2 separate regions of the Mus musculus genome follow, and region 2 is linked to region 1. Evidence: chromatin loops called from intact Hi-C (ENCODE). Cell type or tissue: gastrocnemius. All regions are shown on one strand. Each heading gives the region's core, and the rest is flanking DNA. Links, peaks and the distances in the headings are about the cores only.

Region 1 (8,026 bases), core at 1,760-6,759:
GGCCTTCTCAGATGCACACTGTCTTTGGCCATTCTTCTACAGGACTAGAGGTGGAGAATCAGTTGTTGAAGGTGCTTACATTTCCAAACAACCTCTAGCTGGGGAGAGACTGTCTTTCTGACTCTACTGCAAGCGTTTCAAGCTTGACTTTATCATTATCCATTGGGCATACTGGTTGGGAAAGAAAGGAAGGCAAGAAAATGTTGGACTCTGCTGACTTCTGTAACTTGGGGGAATGCTGCCTTGTGTCTCACCACCACCTGGGCAGGGGAAGGAGAAGCCAAGGAGACAATGCCAAGCCAAGAGCTGGGAAGAAACTTGACCTATATGGTATGTGAGTGGGGTTGCCCCGGAACTCTGAGGCCTATTCCTGAGAATATCCAGCTTGTGGGCTGCTATATCTGTGATGCAGTGATCGTCCATGTACAGAAGGAGACCACTGAGGGTCATAGAGTACAAAGGTCAGACCAAGTCACCTTCAGACTTCAAGAGGACCATCCACCTGCTGTCAACCAGCAAGGGCTGGCACATAACCAATGTGCACATGCACTGGGATGTACAAGACAAGGAGGAGGTCATGGGAAGGATCCTTGAAACAGGAGACAGGGGCCCTGTTGGAGATTTGTATTTACAGGGACTCACAGAGGAGAACTGTGGGTTCTTCTGGACCATTAGTCTTATTTCTTTATTGAGTAGAGGCTGAGAAATTTAGAACTAAGAGGACTTTCATTTGTTCCATCTGAACCAACTAGAACCTCACGTAAGACCAAAAGGTAGCTCAAGGCCACACAAACGGGAGTGTCTTGCTGTCTGCCTGTTCCAGCCATAGGGCCAAACAGGTTAGGAGTAGAGTGTTAGAACAGGCTAGATTTTTGTCTCGTGCATCAACTGTGTGATCATATGCAAACCAAGGAATTACTGTGAGCTTCTTTAAAGACGCGCAGAGAGCTGTCTCCCCATTGTGGGTCCTCTGTAAAGATTAACAATGACTGCATATGAGGGCTGTAAGGCTTGGTGCAAGGTTAGTAGCAGCTTCCATTGTCCTTCTCTTGTTGCCTTGGTATCTGGATGGAAAATTTATTTTGGTCTTTGTAGGTAAAATGACACTCGGGCCTTGCCCTGTAGCACCGAATTTTGCATCTTTTCTTTCTGGCTGAAGTATGTTTTTCAATCATAACCATGAATGTTGACTACACAATGAATCACGGTCAGGTGACTGGATCGAGGTGAGTTCACAAGGAAGGGAGAGAGGTAAGTGTATTTTGGTCTTTGCCTGTGGACTGGAGACTCAGGCATTATGCTGCCCTGAAGGCAGCCATGTTTGAAGCCATGAGAAGCAGTGCAGGAGCAGGGGCCTGGTCTGAGTCTCCCTCCAGGTAAAGAGGCCCAGCACTGAGCTGGAGGTGCCAACAAAGCCAGTAGGGGAGATAGATGACTGGATGTTGCAGCTGATGGGTGTAGCACTGAAGTACTGGGCTGTGGGGTAGAGGAGACTCCACAAGGGTGTAGGGGCCACCCGGAGAGAGAGGCTTGGAGTTCCAACCAGCACATGGTCTGAATGGTGGTTTGGTTCAGGTGAGGAGAGGGGTGGAGAAAAGAGCAGAGCCAAGCTAGGCCCTCTGGACCTCATCTGACTTTAGGAAGAGGACAGGAGGGCCAGGAAACAGATAAAAAGGTTTCATGTATATGGAGGAGCCTTCACATGCTGTGGGAAGCAAAGGCAGAGGCCAGTGTTTGGCATTTCCTTTCTGGGGGGGGGTCTCTGGGAATCTGCTCAGCGTTCATCCAAGAAGCGGTGTCTCCTTGGATCTCCAGAATCGACAATATAGATGGCACAGAGGAGCCAGTGGGAGAGGCCCTTGTATTACACAGTCAGGGGGGGTCTAGTGCTTGCCTTACTGGAGCTTAGGCTGGCTTAGAAACATTGAAAAAATGGTTTATGTCCTTTCTGTGTTTTTTTTTATATTATTATGATTTTAAAGCCTATCCTTTTGGAAGGAGGATGATGTGATATTGCTTCTCAAAGTATTCTGATATGCTTGTAGGTTTCCAAAGTAGGTAAGGCAAGACAGGTGCCTTCCAGCCTGCCTTTATGACCACATCCCTCACCGAATGACAAGCTGCAGCCTGAACCACTGCTTACCTAGAAAGGACGGCTGCAGAGCCTCATTCTGGGCCCCAGGATGGAGTAGGACTCATAAAGGTTGCTCCCTGTATCCTAGTAGCCATGGGGATAAATGCTTCCTGAATTCTGTCTCCAGATCATGCTCTGAAAGCCCTGCTGGGTGGGATGTCCCGTTGCCCCCACCAAGAGAAGCATGATGTATGGAGAAGGTGATATAGAAAGTGGTTGCCTTTAGCTAATGATGGGTGCCAAGATACAAGGGAAACATGTCTGAAAAGACATCCTTCATCTTTACACATCCCCCATGTCCCCCCATCCAACCCAACCCAACCCACCACCACCACCTTCCTGCCCCCACTTTCTATTTTGACCTATACCCTATAGCATGGTTTCTCAGTGGTATTTCATAGCAGAGGAGGGATGTAAAAACTAACAGGCAAGATCAATAGGTTTCTTTAATTGTGGAAGATTCAATAAAGGGTTGATAAAATAGGAAGCATTGAACTAAGTTAAGAACTTGGAGCCTGCACAAGCACTTCATTCTTAGAGCAGCATGGAACTTGGAAAGAGTTGCCTTCTGACACACACACACACACACACACACACACACACACACACACACACACACACACACACCTTTTGCCATTCAGCCCTGATGCTGACAAGCTGCAGGCTCCAAGCTATCAATAGCACTGCTCAAGGATTCTGTCTTACAGAAGGGTTCTCCAAAACAGCAGGGGAGGCACCTTGTATCCTAGCTGTTTACCTGCAGGGGCTCCCACTGGGCTGTCAGTCTCAGGTTCTCATCTGTTGGGTTTACGACCAGAGTCCAGGCTCATGTCCTGCTGAGTCTGTGACAAAGCACTGACCAATGGGATTAGAGACATTGGCTCCGCCATGAGCATGCTCAGTGGGGGCTTGTCTATAAAAATACATCCGTAGCTCTCTTTGCATTGCTGAGAATCAAAGATGCTCATCTGTCATGCTTCTGACCCCAACCCCAATCTGGGAATTTTTCAGGAACACATCACCAGAGTCATTCAGCCCCATGTTGTGAGCATAGCCTACTGCCCCTGAGTGGTGCCTCTGGCTCATGAAGGCTGCTTGCCTTTCCAACTTGCCTTTGGTGCTCTTCTGTTAAGTGTATACCTTTGTCTGCATTGGCCTCTGGCCTGCCACTCAAAACCCTGGTTATCTCCCAGCCTGGATCATTTCTACCATTTCTACCTCCTTCAGTGGCTAAGCTTTTATTTAGCAACAGTTTAGATCATCAGTAACCCATCTCCCCATCTCTTCTCCCTTTCCGGCCATGGTGTGTATGTGTGTGTGTGTGTGTGTGTGTGTGTGTGTGTGTGTGTGTGTGTTCTGATGGGTGAACATGTATGCTGTCTACCTTCTATTATGAGACAGGATCTCTCACCTTGCCTAGATCTCTCCAAGTAGGCAGTACTGGCTGGCCAGTGAGTTACAGGGATCTGCATATCTCTGCCTACCAAGCACTGGTATTACATGTGTGTGCCATCATGCTTGGTTTTGTTTTATTTTACATGACATGAGGGGATTGAACTTTGGTCCTCATGCTTTCAATAAAGCCATTGTCTCCCTGAGCCTGCTGGTTATGTTCTTAGGTTCCAGCATCGAGCTAGGCATTGAGTCCATCTCTAGGATACCATGGGTGCTACTGCCTGAGCGTTACACAGCTCTCTGTGTATGGCATGTCTCAGGACAAGAGCTCTGTAACCCACCCGAGTCCTAAGGGCCTCTGTGAAATTTCTCCATGACCTTGAGTGACTAGGAGTTAGCCAGGCTCCCTGGTAGGTTGACAGACAGGGAGAAGGGCCATGGCCAGGTAATAAAGGTGGTAAACTTTCAACACTGGCTTAGTGCTCATCCATGTGAGACAAAAGCCTGGTACTTTCAAACAAAGGACTTGCTGGCTTTCTCTACCACCATCAGCAGCACCCCCACCCTCACCCTCCACCCCAACATCCCGTCCCCCATAGACTGACTCAACAAGTTCAAGGCCTGATCAGGACACAACAACTGTGAACAAAACAGCCTCCTGTACTTTCTCCAAATTGACCAACCCTAAATTAGAGACAGAAGACTCTTCAGAGACCTAAAAATCCCCTGCTCTTGAGAAGAAACTAGGTTTCTGGGTTCGAGTTCCCTGTCTGCTTCCCAGAGGGTCCTTCTCTCTGTGTGTCTGTTGCATGTGTGGTTCTTCACCCACCATAAGGGCCTTTCTTCGTCTGCTGATTCTGTTGCGTCTGTTCGTGGTGTTCCAAGATTTCTCCACTGCTACCTGTCAAACTCTAGATCTTCCCTGCTTCCTTTGAATTCTTGAACTATCCCTATCGAGACCCCCAGACTGCACCAACCTACACAGCACACTACTCAGAGACGATGAATGAGGTACTTGGAAATTAACAACTCCCATAAAGTGAGCTTGGTAAGGAGGCTGGGGTCCATAAAAATCCCAGAGGCCCCAGCCCCTCCACTCCAAACGGACACTCTTCTGTGGACCCGCCCACTTACCATGGTCCTGACGCCATATTGCTTTTCCACTTTTTCCTTCAGTTGCTTGAAGCAGGCTTCCATGCGCTCGTGGAATGGCCTCAGGGCCTCTGTGACTTTGTCTCCATGAATCCTGATCCCTTCAGCCAAAAATGGAATCTGAAAAACACAGGGTGATGTTCCTGATTTGGGAGGGGAACAGGTCTAGATGGAGCAGTACACAGCAGGAGGTGGCAATGGCAAGCTGGTTGCACCTGCTTCTGTTCCCAAATCAGAGTGACTGATTAAACTCATCAGCAGACAGGCCACCCCCACCCCTCCAGCCCCCAGAGATGGAAATGTTTAAACAAGAATTGCTTGGGATTTGGGGGGGATCATTTCCAAGGTGGAAGACCCCATGAGTACTGCATTCTGTTACTTGGTGGGGGTGGGAGGTGTCTTGTTACTCAACCAGCCCCAGAACAGACTCAACACCAGTGTTTTCTCAATGGATTTTGGGGGACAGTTTTGCTTTGAATGTGTTCACATACATCTTGTGCTGGTAGCAAAAGGTCATGCCATGGCTCATTTGTCGGCCGAGGATACACTGTATTTATAGGCAATTGAGTAGCCTACCCCAAACATAACAGTTCAGTTACAGGCCATCCATAGTCCTGATAGATATTCTCATGTGGAAAGGAAAACTATATTTATTCTCCCTTAAAACCAAAAATAATCACTTCTCTGACGACACTACTGTCACAAGATATCCATGCCAACACTTCACTTCCAACAGTAGAAGCGCTGCTGACCTTTAAAACCTGTCACATGAGACATTTTCATTTTCTCAGTGGCAGAGAACCCTGGAGCAACTGTGGCTAGGGACTGGCCATGAGAAGAGGCTCCATTCTGTCCCTGGCCTCTGCTTCTCCCCTAGGACCGAGACTGGAAGTTAGTCAGTCTTCAATGCAATCAAGCTAAGAGGCTTCCTCTTAATAATTTATAATTAAGTAAAAATACTGATTAAAAACATATTTTCCTAATAGGATAGAATACCGATCTGAACCAGCATATTTATTAGGGAGAGGAATAATAAGTATACAATTGAATTTCATGTGAACAAACTCAAGGAATCTTAGCAAGATGAATCCACTCATGAGCTGTATCTGCTTCCATTTATAGCACACAGCTGCTGCTTCTCTTGTACTCCAGGAAAGGAGGGGCACACAAACACCCCCATATTCAAAGTACCCAGCCTACTCAGGAGGCAGGGACACAAAAGTTAGTTATGCTGACAGTTGGGCCAAAACACAAGGCACACGTCATTTGTTACCCATTTCTGTCTGGTTATCACACAAGACCTGTGTGCAGGTGAGCTTCTTCAAAACAGACAAGGTCTTTTCGTAACCCACATGAATTCCTTATGCAGATGGCAGCTTTCCCAGGGCTTGCTACCATGCACTCAGGACTGGCCTAAGAAATGTTCATTGCTGGTCTTTTGCTTCCTGAGTTCTGACTGGAGGTAGGGGAGTTTGAAGGGGCGGTGGTGGTGACAAGGACCTGCTGGGACATCTTTGGGTGGCATGGCAAATGTGTTGTCCGTGGAAAAGGGAAGGCAAACCTGTGTGGGAAGGCTGTCTCTAGGTGACACCGCAGTCATTCTTGATGCTAAGAGCTGTTCTGATTTAGAATAACTTGTTTCAAATGTGCAAAACTTGATCCAATCACCCCGGGGTTTGTGGTGGCGGAGGTGGTGAGGGTTGGGGTGATAAAGTTATTCTTTGTACCAAAGAGACGACTTGGTGGATGAGAATGAAAGCCGAGGTCCTGGTTTGCATGGGGACAGCTGGAACCTGGGCTTTGGCAGGTGAGTAGCACAAGGTGAGAGAACTTGCCAGTCACTCTCAGTCGTCCCTGACACTGAGCAGACAAAGCCTTCTCAGAGAATAGGATTTAGTCTTTGCTATTTGGATCTGAGCTGCGGCTGTGGTTCTAAATGGAGGGAAATCACATGCTATTTGTGGAGCTCAGTCCAATGTATGAGATGCTTAATATACAAAGAAAGACCATAGACCTGGGGTCTTTGGAGGCCTTTTTGTTCCCTATGTTCAAAATATCTTTGGCAGGCAGATTCCTTGCCCCATTCAGGATTGCCACAATTGCCACGGGACTCGGAAACTGTGCCCCACAGCTTGAGTCACTATGGGTACATTTCGGAACCTGTTATTTCTGAAGCGCCCCAGACTCTGGAAGAAAGGGGAGGCTTTTCCAGCCACACCTCCAGTTGTTCTAAGTGAACCTTCAGCATCGTGCTATGTGGGCCCTGCACGGGTCCAAGCCTTGCCAGCAGCAGGGAACATCTGACAGCTTTGTTCATTGCTCGCAGGGCACCAGCCCCTGCAGATAGGACAGTGCCAGTTGTCAGCTGGGGATGATGAGTGAGGCTGCTCGCTCTTCTCTGTACACTTCAAAGAAAATAAGTACGGCACATAGCAGTTGAATAGGAAAATGCATGGGCTCATCCTTGGACACTCTGCAGGTGTGTTTAAGGGAAGACAGAGCTAAGCCTTTGAGGAAGTAGCCCTGACTGGGTATCAAAGTCTGCAGGCTCCAGGCAGCCTGCATCATGACCAGTCTCCCAGCTGTCGAGGGCCAGGCCATCACTGTTCAGAATCATGAAGAGGAGCTAAAGAGCAGGCCAGGGCCCGCCAGCCAATCTCACAGGAACTCTAGGTATGGGAGACATGCTTGTCTACAGCCATATACCTGTGATGTAACTCAGCCAGCAAGTCCTGGGACTCCTCCCAGGAGAAACCCTAGAGAGAATTTCCGGAAAAACCCAAACTGAATAAAGGAAGGAGCAAAACGAGAACAAGGCTAACTGTAAAGCTCTCATTTTTTTTTAATGAACATACAACTCAATTACTGATACGAAGCTATCAAAATGCTTGCAAATGAGAGCAAAATCACAGGTAATGCTCTGAATATGTATTTCTTTCCCTTTGCTCTTTGATTTAATGAAGTTGCTAGAAAACAGACTTTCTTTCAACTTTCCCATGAGCTGTTTTAAAATTCATCTTTTAATATAGATATTAGGGGCGATGACATGGTGCTGGCATAAAGTCTCTCTCTGGGGAACAAATTATTTTCCTCTGTTTGACTTGAAACTCATAGAATCCAATTTGCTGTGAAAGCTTACAGGGGGAAAAAAATCAATAGAACTTCTGCAGACCAAACTAGTTTCTGTGTTATAGAATACTGGGGGATTTTGAGTTCTGTGCCCCCTTCATTTCTAGGGACTCAGATGGAACCATCCAAATCATCATCATCATCTTTATCATCTTCATCATCATCACCATCATCATCTTCATCATCATCACCATCATCATCTTCATCATCATCTTC
Region 2 (8,026 bases), core at 1,632-6,631, 59 kb after region 1:
AAGGGAGAAAATGTGGATAGAACTCGAGTTCAATCATGATCTAGCAATGAGACACTATTCTCTACGTGTATTTCCAGGCAGCAAGATGGCACAGTAGGTAAAGGCATTTGCCACCAAGCTCCAAATACGATCCTGGAACCCACATAAAGGTAGGCAGAAAGAACCAGTCCTACAGGGACCCCCTCATCTCCACACACACGCCATGCCATGTCCCTCCTCTCCCATATCATGCACGCACATTCAGTAATAATAAAAAGCAATATTTTAAAAACTTGTCGCCTGTGGGCATGGTTCGTGATACTACGTACTATAATATTTACTATTGTTCCTATAGAGAGGTCATTTGGATGTTTATTTTGAGAAAAGATCTCCCTATATATTGACCAGATAATGTGGTTTCACAAGAAGGTAGTTGTAGGACATAAATGAAAGACATGATCATTGTCTGCTACTCAGACAGAGCAGGGAACTGGGGCTGGGATAGCCCCATCTGACACTCACAGGAGCTGAGACAGGGAGAGTGTGGGTCTCCAAGGTTCCCTGCCTCCAAGGTGGCATGGAGAGGTGTGGTCCACTTGACACCCCTGTAACTTCTGAATGACTGCAGTCAGAGCACAAAAAGCCCCCACTGAAATATGGGACTACAGCAAGAGCAGAGCCTACTATCTCGGGCTGCTGCACGATAGGCAGGCATTTATGTAAAGAAGAGCTTTGTCGGGCTCAGGAGGTAAAGGGGCTGCCTTGCAAGCATGAAGACCTTGGTTCGATCCTCAGAATTTAAAATAATAAAAAGCAAAGATGCGGTGGAACCCCTTTGTGTTCTCTGCACTGGGAGGTGGTTTCCTAGGGCTCAGTGACTGGCTGAGCCTACGGAGCCTACTTTGACTTTCCCATCCCTGAGTTCAGGATGTTTGGGGGATGGCACAGATGAGTGTACATAGGGCTTGATGAGAGCCATGGAAGGCAAGGGGAGAAAGCAGTGGCAAGACCTAGTTCATGCCCCTGCTCGTGTGCAGAAGTGAGGCTTCTAGGAGCCTTTCTACACAGAGGCAAGCAGGCTGTGATGATTAATCTCTGTTGTCAACCAACAACATCTGGAATCAACTACAAACTCAAGCAGTTGGGAATATCTGCAATGGATTTTTTTTTTAATTGGATTATTAGAGGAAGGAAGACCCAGCCTAAGTCTGGGCTACACCTCATTCTGGCAGCCTAGATAAAAGGACGCCTAAGGAGGAAGCCTTTGCCTTTGCCTGCCTGCCCTCACTCTTGCTGGCAAGTTCATCCATCCTGTGGCTGGGGCATTCCTCTGCTGGGATTAGAACCTACTTCTTTGGGATTCCAACATAGACTGAAGACCAATAGCTCTCTAGGTCCTCCCTGGGATGCCAGCACAACCTATGGGACTGTTTAGACACCTAGTTTCATAGAGTGAAAAACTATGGGATTCTTGGCCTTTATGTCATGAGATAGCCATTGTAGGACTACCTGGACCACAGCCTGTTAGCCATTCTAACTAACTAACACATTCATTCATTCATTCATTCATTCATATTCTCTCTCTCTCTCTCTCTCTCTCTCTCTCTCTCTCTCTCTCTCTCTCTCTCTCTCTCTCTCTCTCTCAGCTCTGTTCCCTTAGAACACTGACTAATACACTAGCCTCCTGAAGGGGCATGATGAGGCAAGAGTGGTGCTCCCGGGCAGCTGTCTCTCATCCTTCATTGCAGAATGCCCCCTTTCTCTTCAAGCCTCTGCACTCTAACCAGCACTGTCTCATTCCAGCACATAACAGGAGGGTGCATGAGAAATGATACGCCTGACTGAATTATTTGTGACATTTTCTTATTAACACTAGCAGCTGATCTGGAGTTAATTAATCTTACTAATACTTCGACACAATCGGGAAACACAACACAGAATCTGGTTTTCTTTATAGCTCAACAAATGCAGATTTCTGTCAAGAGAATCATTAAGTGAATGTGTCTATTATAAATAACCATACCTAAGAAAGTAGAGTGTCCTCATAAGCCAAAAGATGTTTTTAATAGAGTGGACACAGGTACCAAAATGTAATCTCTGATAAGGAACCTGAATTTAATTAGAATCCGAATTTTCAACCTTTGCTAAATAGATACTATCTTGTCTGAAGCGACAATGGTGTGATTCTGCCCATTTCCCTTAATGCTTAACACTTCTGAGAGGCGTGCAAGCGCCGCAAAGTGGTCCCCTGAAAATGCCATTATATTCAATTTCTCAGGTGACATTTTCCTTGTATTATGCCTAAAAGATGTCAGAGCCAATGCTTCAGAGAAGCAGGAGATCGTGACAGCAAGTTGTTCATCAACTGTAATTTCAGTGTCATAAAGTTCTGTCTGTCACTCTCGGCTTTTATTGTTCCAAGCTGGGAGGAACATACAAAGCAGAGCAAGAGGGTGCTGGAGCAGCTACTGGAAAACTGAGCTAGAAGAAAATAAGAGCTGCAACCCCAGGCATCAGCACCCTTCCCTTGGGTACAGAAAGCACACCTGGCTGGAGTAGCCTGAGACCTTTGAGCTGTGATACCCCTGGGGATGGAACTGTCACAAGTCCACAGTCCTTGAGTTAGTAAGCTGGGCAGGGCTGTCAGATGCTCTTATTAATTTAATTATTTTTAGACATCCAGATTTTGGGCTTCTCCTGACGCACATCTGGCCGAAGTCTAATGATGGAACTGGAGGTGGGTCAACGAGCGTCAAGGCTTTCTTTTCCTTTGAAGAGAAAGGCAGCACGAGATGACTGTGGTGGTTTGAATGAGACGTGTTCCCAGAGCTCGGCTTTTTGAAGGCTTGGTCCCTAGACAGCAGCTGTGTCTGGGAAAGTTAAGGAACCTCCGGGAGGTACAGCCTTGATGGCGGAAGTACATCACTGGGGGCAGGCCTTGAGAGTCTCTAGCCTTGCTCTACTTCCAGTCTCCTTTCTCTGCTTCCAGCTCCAGCAGCCTGCTGCCTTGCCTCCTTTACAGTATGATCTCTCTCTCTCTCTCTCTCTCTCTCTCTCTCTCTCTCTCTCTCTCTCTCTCTCTCTCTCTCTCTGGATGACATAGATCCTTTCTTCTGTAAGTTGCTTTTTTTTTTTTTTTGGACATGGTGCTTTTATCACAGCAACAGAAAAGTAACTGAGACTCTAATAACCATGGTGCGAAGTGAAAGATTGTATCTTAGGTCCCCTAGTTGTATTCTCTAACCCCTGCACCCCCAAGACCTCCCTGGAGTGTCTAATCTCGTGACAGGATGTAGCACTAAGTCCTCTGAGAGCCGCACCTGGCTTCCTCTGAAAGGCAGGCTTTCGCCTTGACACTTCTGATGGTCAAGAATCAGACCACTGCACAGGGTCTTAATGTAACAAAGTTGTGCACACAGAAGGACCACAGGACGGAGAACCTTTCATCACCTCCAGCTATGGCGTAGTGTCTGGGTCTAATGAAAAGCAGTCAGTTTGCACATCCCCAAAAATAACAGGGAAAGAGATCCTCACACGAAAAATAGCCCAAGCCAAATAAGGCCAAAGAAAGGTCTCGCCGTGAGCATCTTTTTGTTTCAGTCAGAAGGCATCAGGGAGCATGCGCTGGTTCCTGAGAGGTGGACGTAACAAACAAAAATGGATGAAGGAACCAGGAGAGAGGGAGACGAGGTGGCCCTGTAGGCCGCCACCAAGCTGCACTCATAAATAACTGGAGGGTTCGGTAAAAGAACACATTTTCTCCACTTCTCTTTTGAAAGAGTACACTTCTGATTTTCTCTTTGACATGCTGGGTTCTGCAAAGAAATGGGTTAGTTGCCCTGTCCCACCCAGCACGCCTGGGTCTGCATTTGTAACCACACTGAGCAAGGAGACTCCGATCTGTGCCCTGGGGCTGCTGGGTACCTCTGCGTGAGACACCCCTCCCTCCCCAAAGCCCACAGACTGCACTGGTGGAGTGACAGGTGACTAATTCTAAGGTGAGGAACACATCTGATCCGACTTCTATTTTTATTTTCTTGGCAGAACTGGCTGCATATGCCTGCCAACATATTCCCAAACCTGAGCCCACTGGAAAAAAAAAAGAAAAAGAAAAGAAAACAGGAAGCTATGTGGAAAAGAGGATGTGTATATCCTGGGAAATCATGACAGGCTGCTGTGAGTTTGGAGAGCGGCAGCCTGCACAGTGCCATTGGCAGGCAGGCCTGAAACCTGAAGACCCACAGCAGGAAGGGTCCAGCATGGCCAAGGTCATGGCTTCCGTTTGATCTCCTGCCTGTTCTCATGCCCAAATTGATGTTTGTTGCTGACAAGCAAGCTTTGAAACACTTGGGTGTTAGTTATATGTTCACATTAGTGAGTAAGAAGATTTTTTTTTGGGGGGGGGGGGTGTTCCTGCTCAGTTAGCTTCCTTCTCAGTATCCTGAATCAGAAATCTCATTGCTGGGCTCATCTTGTTTAGAGAATAATGACAGACGCTGTCAAGAGAGTTCACCGCTCTGGGACGGAACAGAAAAGTCTGGGCACACACCTGAGACTGGGGGCTCTCGAGGAGGTGCTGTGGAGAACCTCACTCTTCCTGAAGCTCATCTTTCCTTCCTTCCTGGGGGTCATGGCAAATGACATGGAAAGAGATAGGACCAGGTTCAAGGTCAACCTCTGTCCCTTCAGAGGTGTCACTGACTATACTTAAACATGAACATGTAGTTTGGTTGCTAGAGGAGGAAGGAACATCTTCAGGGATACAACTATGGGCAAGGTGCACATAACCCTCACCCAGGCTTCAGGAAGAGCCTTAATGAAACTCACTTTGTAACCCCAAAAAGAAAAAAGGGCATGAAAGTGGGGGGAGGCAGAAGGGGGTTAGCAGAAGTAAGAGGGGGCAACAGGAACAGTGGGGATGAATATTTCAAAAATCCCATACATGTATAAAACAGCACACCCAAACAATAAAAATTATTATATAATTAAAATAGTATGATAAAAATTAAAAAAGAAGTACAAAGTTCAAGGTCAGCATATAAAACATAAACCATGGTCATTGAAAACAAAACAAAACAAAACAAAAAACCAAAACCAAAAAAACAAAACCTCAAAAAAAATTAAAACAAAAATATTGGAATGGCAAGAAGACTCATCAATCCATCAGTTAGGATAATCTGTGGATTATCTCTGGATAATACCTGGGGCCAGAGATCAGTTCTTTCTATTCTAACCAGTGACCCTGTCACTACAGGACCATAGTGAGATGCTGGGGATGCCTGGGACAGCACCCAGAGTTTATCAGGGAAGAAAGAGCCACCCTATTGCACACTGGTCCCTCAGGCTCTCCTTTTCTTTCCTCTTCTTTTGCAGTACTTCAGACTGAGTGCAGGGCCTCATGCATGGTAGCCTATGCCTAGAGGAGCCAACAGGACAGTGCAGGCTGGCAAATGAGACAGAACTCATGTCATCTCCTTTGTGAATGCTGGGTCTAGAGAGGATCTAGAGAACCTGTCATCCAGTGGAGAACCATGGTGTCCCTCTAAGCTGTCCATGTCGGGGGTCCTTGGCTGCTCATTACTCTCTTTCTCATAGGTAACACATTGTTTCCTGTCGGGCATTAGTTTGGCTATTGGGCTGTCTAGGTCAAGTGACAAATGGATCTTTCAGCATGAGCTTTTGAGAAGAAAGACAGAAAAATTGGTTAAGATTATCCATGGATGCTCCCTTCCTTGTTCCAACAGACTCAGACTCTTAGCACTGAGCTCATCCTATGTCCACGTCATAGGACTGTTAGGCGTCTGGATTGGAAGTCTTCTGACAACTTCTGCCCAACCTCCATAACATAAAAACTGGACTGCTGAGTGAGGGAAACGGAGAAGGACCATGTCACATGACAAGAGGTTACAAAGGCAAGGCAGTGGAGGAAGAAAACTCAGTGTGACTTAGCAAACTACTCAGTCCACCCTTGGGTTCCTGTGAACTCCCAGAGTGGGCAGAAAGTCAGGATGGTTTCTGTGGGGTCCATGTTACAGAGATCAGCAGGCTGAAACGCCCAAGAACCAGGACTTACTCAGGTCCTCCATAAACAGCTTGCTGTGATCTTGTTACAATCCTATAGAGAATGTCCCTGAAGGGTCCTCAACCTGCTCCAATTATGACACCTAATATGATAGGATGGTGCAGGTTCTACATGCACTGGATGACTACAGCAGACATATTTCCTTGACAGCTCTGCACTTCCACTATGGAACTTTACCCTGCAGCTCTATGCCCAGGAGCTGAGCTGGGGCCTCAGGTGAAATGTTTATGCTATCAGTATTGCCTACAGAATAATATCACCTATAGAGTAATGTCACCCATAGAGTGATATTGCTTATAGAGCAACATCACTTATAGAGTAATATTACCCATAGAACAATGTCTCCTATAGAGTAATATCACCTATAGAGCACTATACTGATACCTGTGCATGGTCCAAGGACCAACTCCTCCATAGTCCAGCACACTTGATACAAAGATAGCAATAGGACCTAGTATCTGCCATGTAACCAGGAGGACCTGAGTTCAAAGCCAGAACCCATATAATATAAAGCTGACTGAGGGTCTCATACTTGTCACCCTAGTGATGGGGAGGCAGAGACAAGTGGATCCCTAGGCCCTGATGAGCCAGACAGCTGGTCAACTTGACAAGTTAGATCCTGCTCTAAAAACCATTGGATAGACCCTAACACACACACACACACACACACACACACACACACACACACACACACCAGAGACCAACATTAAAAAATGGGGCTGATGTCACAGTACAGAGAGAACTCAAGGTGCTCACCCCATCTCCAAGATGATGCCCAGCTACTCACCCAGGTTGTACCACATGTCTCTGATCTCAAAGCCAATCTGCCTCCTCATGTCTCCATACCTAGAACGAAGGAGAGAGGGCAATGCCAGTTTACAGAGCTTCTGGAAATCAAACTCCGGCCTTCCATCATGGACTTAGTTAGATGAAGGCTATGCCAGAGTTCCAACTACATCCATCAGCAGGATTTCTAGGAGAGCTCCAGGCAGGAATGGGGCTCATCCCAGATGACAGAGCATCTCCATGGGAGCATGGAGAAGCTGTGAAGAACAGCCAGTCTTGTGTTTTTCAGTCTTGTGGCCCTGGGCCTAAGGGAGTTTGTCTCCCATGCATGCTGCTGTTGGCACATGCAGGCACCCAAGAGCATTCTACCACAGAGCAGAGGGTTCCCCCAGGAAAATAAAACCCTAGAGTTGGGGAAGGCAGCTCCCAAAATTTCCCCATTCTTCTATATCATTTTAAATGTAAGCAAGAGCTTAATACCCAAATATGTCAACAAACATTCCACCAGTTTTTGTTTATCTGGGAAAATAAATGCTAATTTTCCTCCCGGTGGGCGAAGAGAGGAGGTGCGCGTTTCATGAGTAAACAGAATTTGATGCTTCGGAAGATAAACCTTTATTAGCTTGTGAGCAATTTAACTTTTTCTTTTAGTGCCTAAGGAAAAAGCTGATTATATTAAAAATAATAATTTGCGAAATTATCATACAGCATTGCAGCCGAGCAGCTGCATCGTCAGGCTTGCTCCGTTCTTCCTTGTGGCAGCTGAGGCGCCAAGGAAAGCTGATCACAGATGATGGTGTCCTGGCTCTTCAGGCAAGCAGCCCTGGCTGCTAAATCAACAACCCTCAGCTGGCTGCCACCTTATTAAAGTCTCTCACACCTAAGCACCTGTCTGTCACTCACAGCAGGAAGGTTACAGTGGCATGTTCATCTCAACCAGAGAAAATATGTAATCCAAGGTACATGCATGCTTTCTCTATGTGGGATCTGGCATGCACATATACATAGGCATATGTATGTATGTATGTATGTATGTATGTATGTATGTATATACATGTGTTCTTTTCCATATATATGTGTGTGTGCAAGTATATACAAACTTTTCTCCATATTATATACATATATAAAGAAAATAGAAAGGGGATATAAGGAAGGGAAGAGGTCTAAAGGGAGGGAAAA

What was found. Peaks named below come from ENCODE experiments on the same cell type or tissue, not always from the same donor. Only the 100,000 strongest peaks of a DNase experiment are listed, where the experiment ranks them.
Region 2: it touches region 1 in a loop (3-fold over the local background); 5 of 42 quality-filtered maps call a loop at or near these places.

Annotation. Positions count from the first base shown.
Region 1 is chr7:135,148,984-135,157,009 of GRCm38, reverse strand. It overlaps Dock1 (dedicator of cytokinesis 1), which reads right to left. Exons shown (of 52, transcript NM_001033420.2): 47 at 4,664-4,801. Among named protein-coding and RNA genes, the nearest start is that of Gm24581, 21 kb to the right of the region's middle. In gastrocnemius, for the core only: no CTCF peak of the experiment used is centred there; no DNase peak of the experiment used is centred there; H3K27ac peaks cover 1,570 bases.
Region 2 is chr7:135,090,255-135,098,280 of GRCm38, reverse strand. It overlaps Dock1 (dedicator of cytokinesis 1), which reads right to left. Exons shown (of 52, transcript NM_001033420.2): 32 at 6,849-6,907. Among named protein-coding and RNA genes, the nearest start is that of Gm24581, 37 kb to the left of the region's middle. In gastrocnemius, for the core only: no CTCF peak of the experiment used is centred there; a DNase peak (open chromatin) is centred at 4,116; H3K27ac peaks cover 1,013 bases.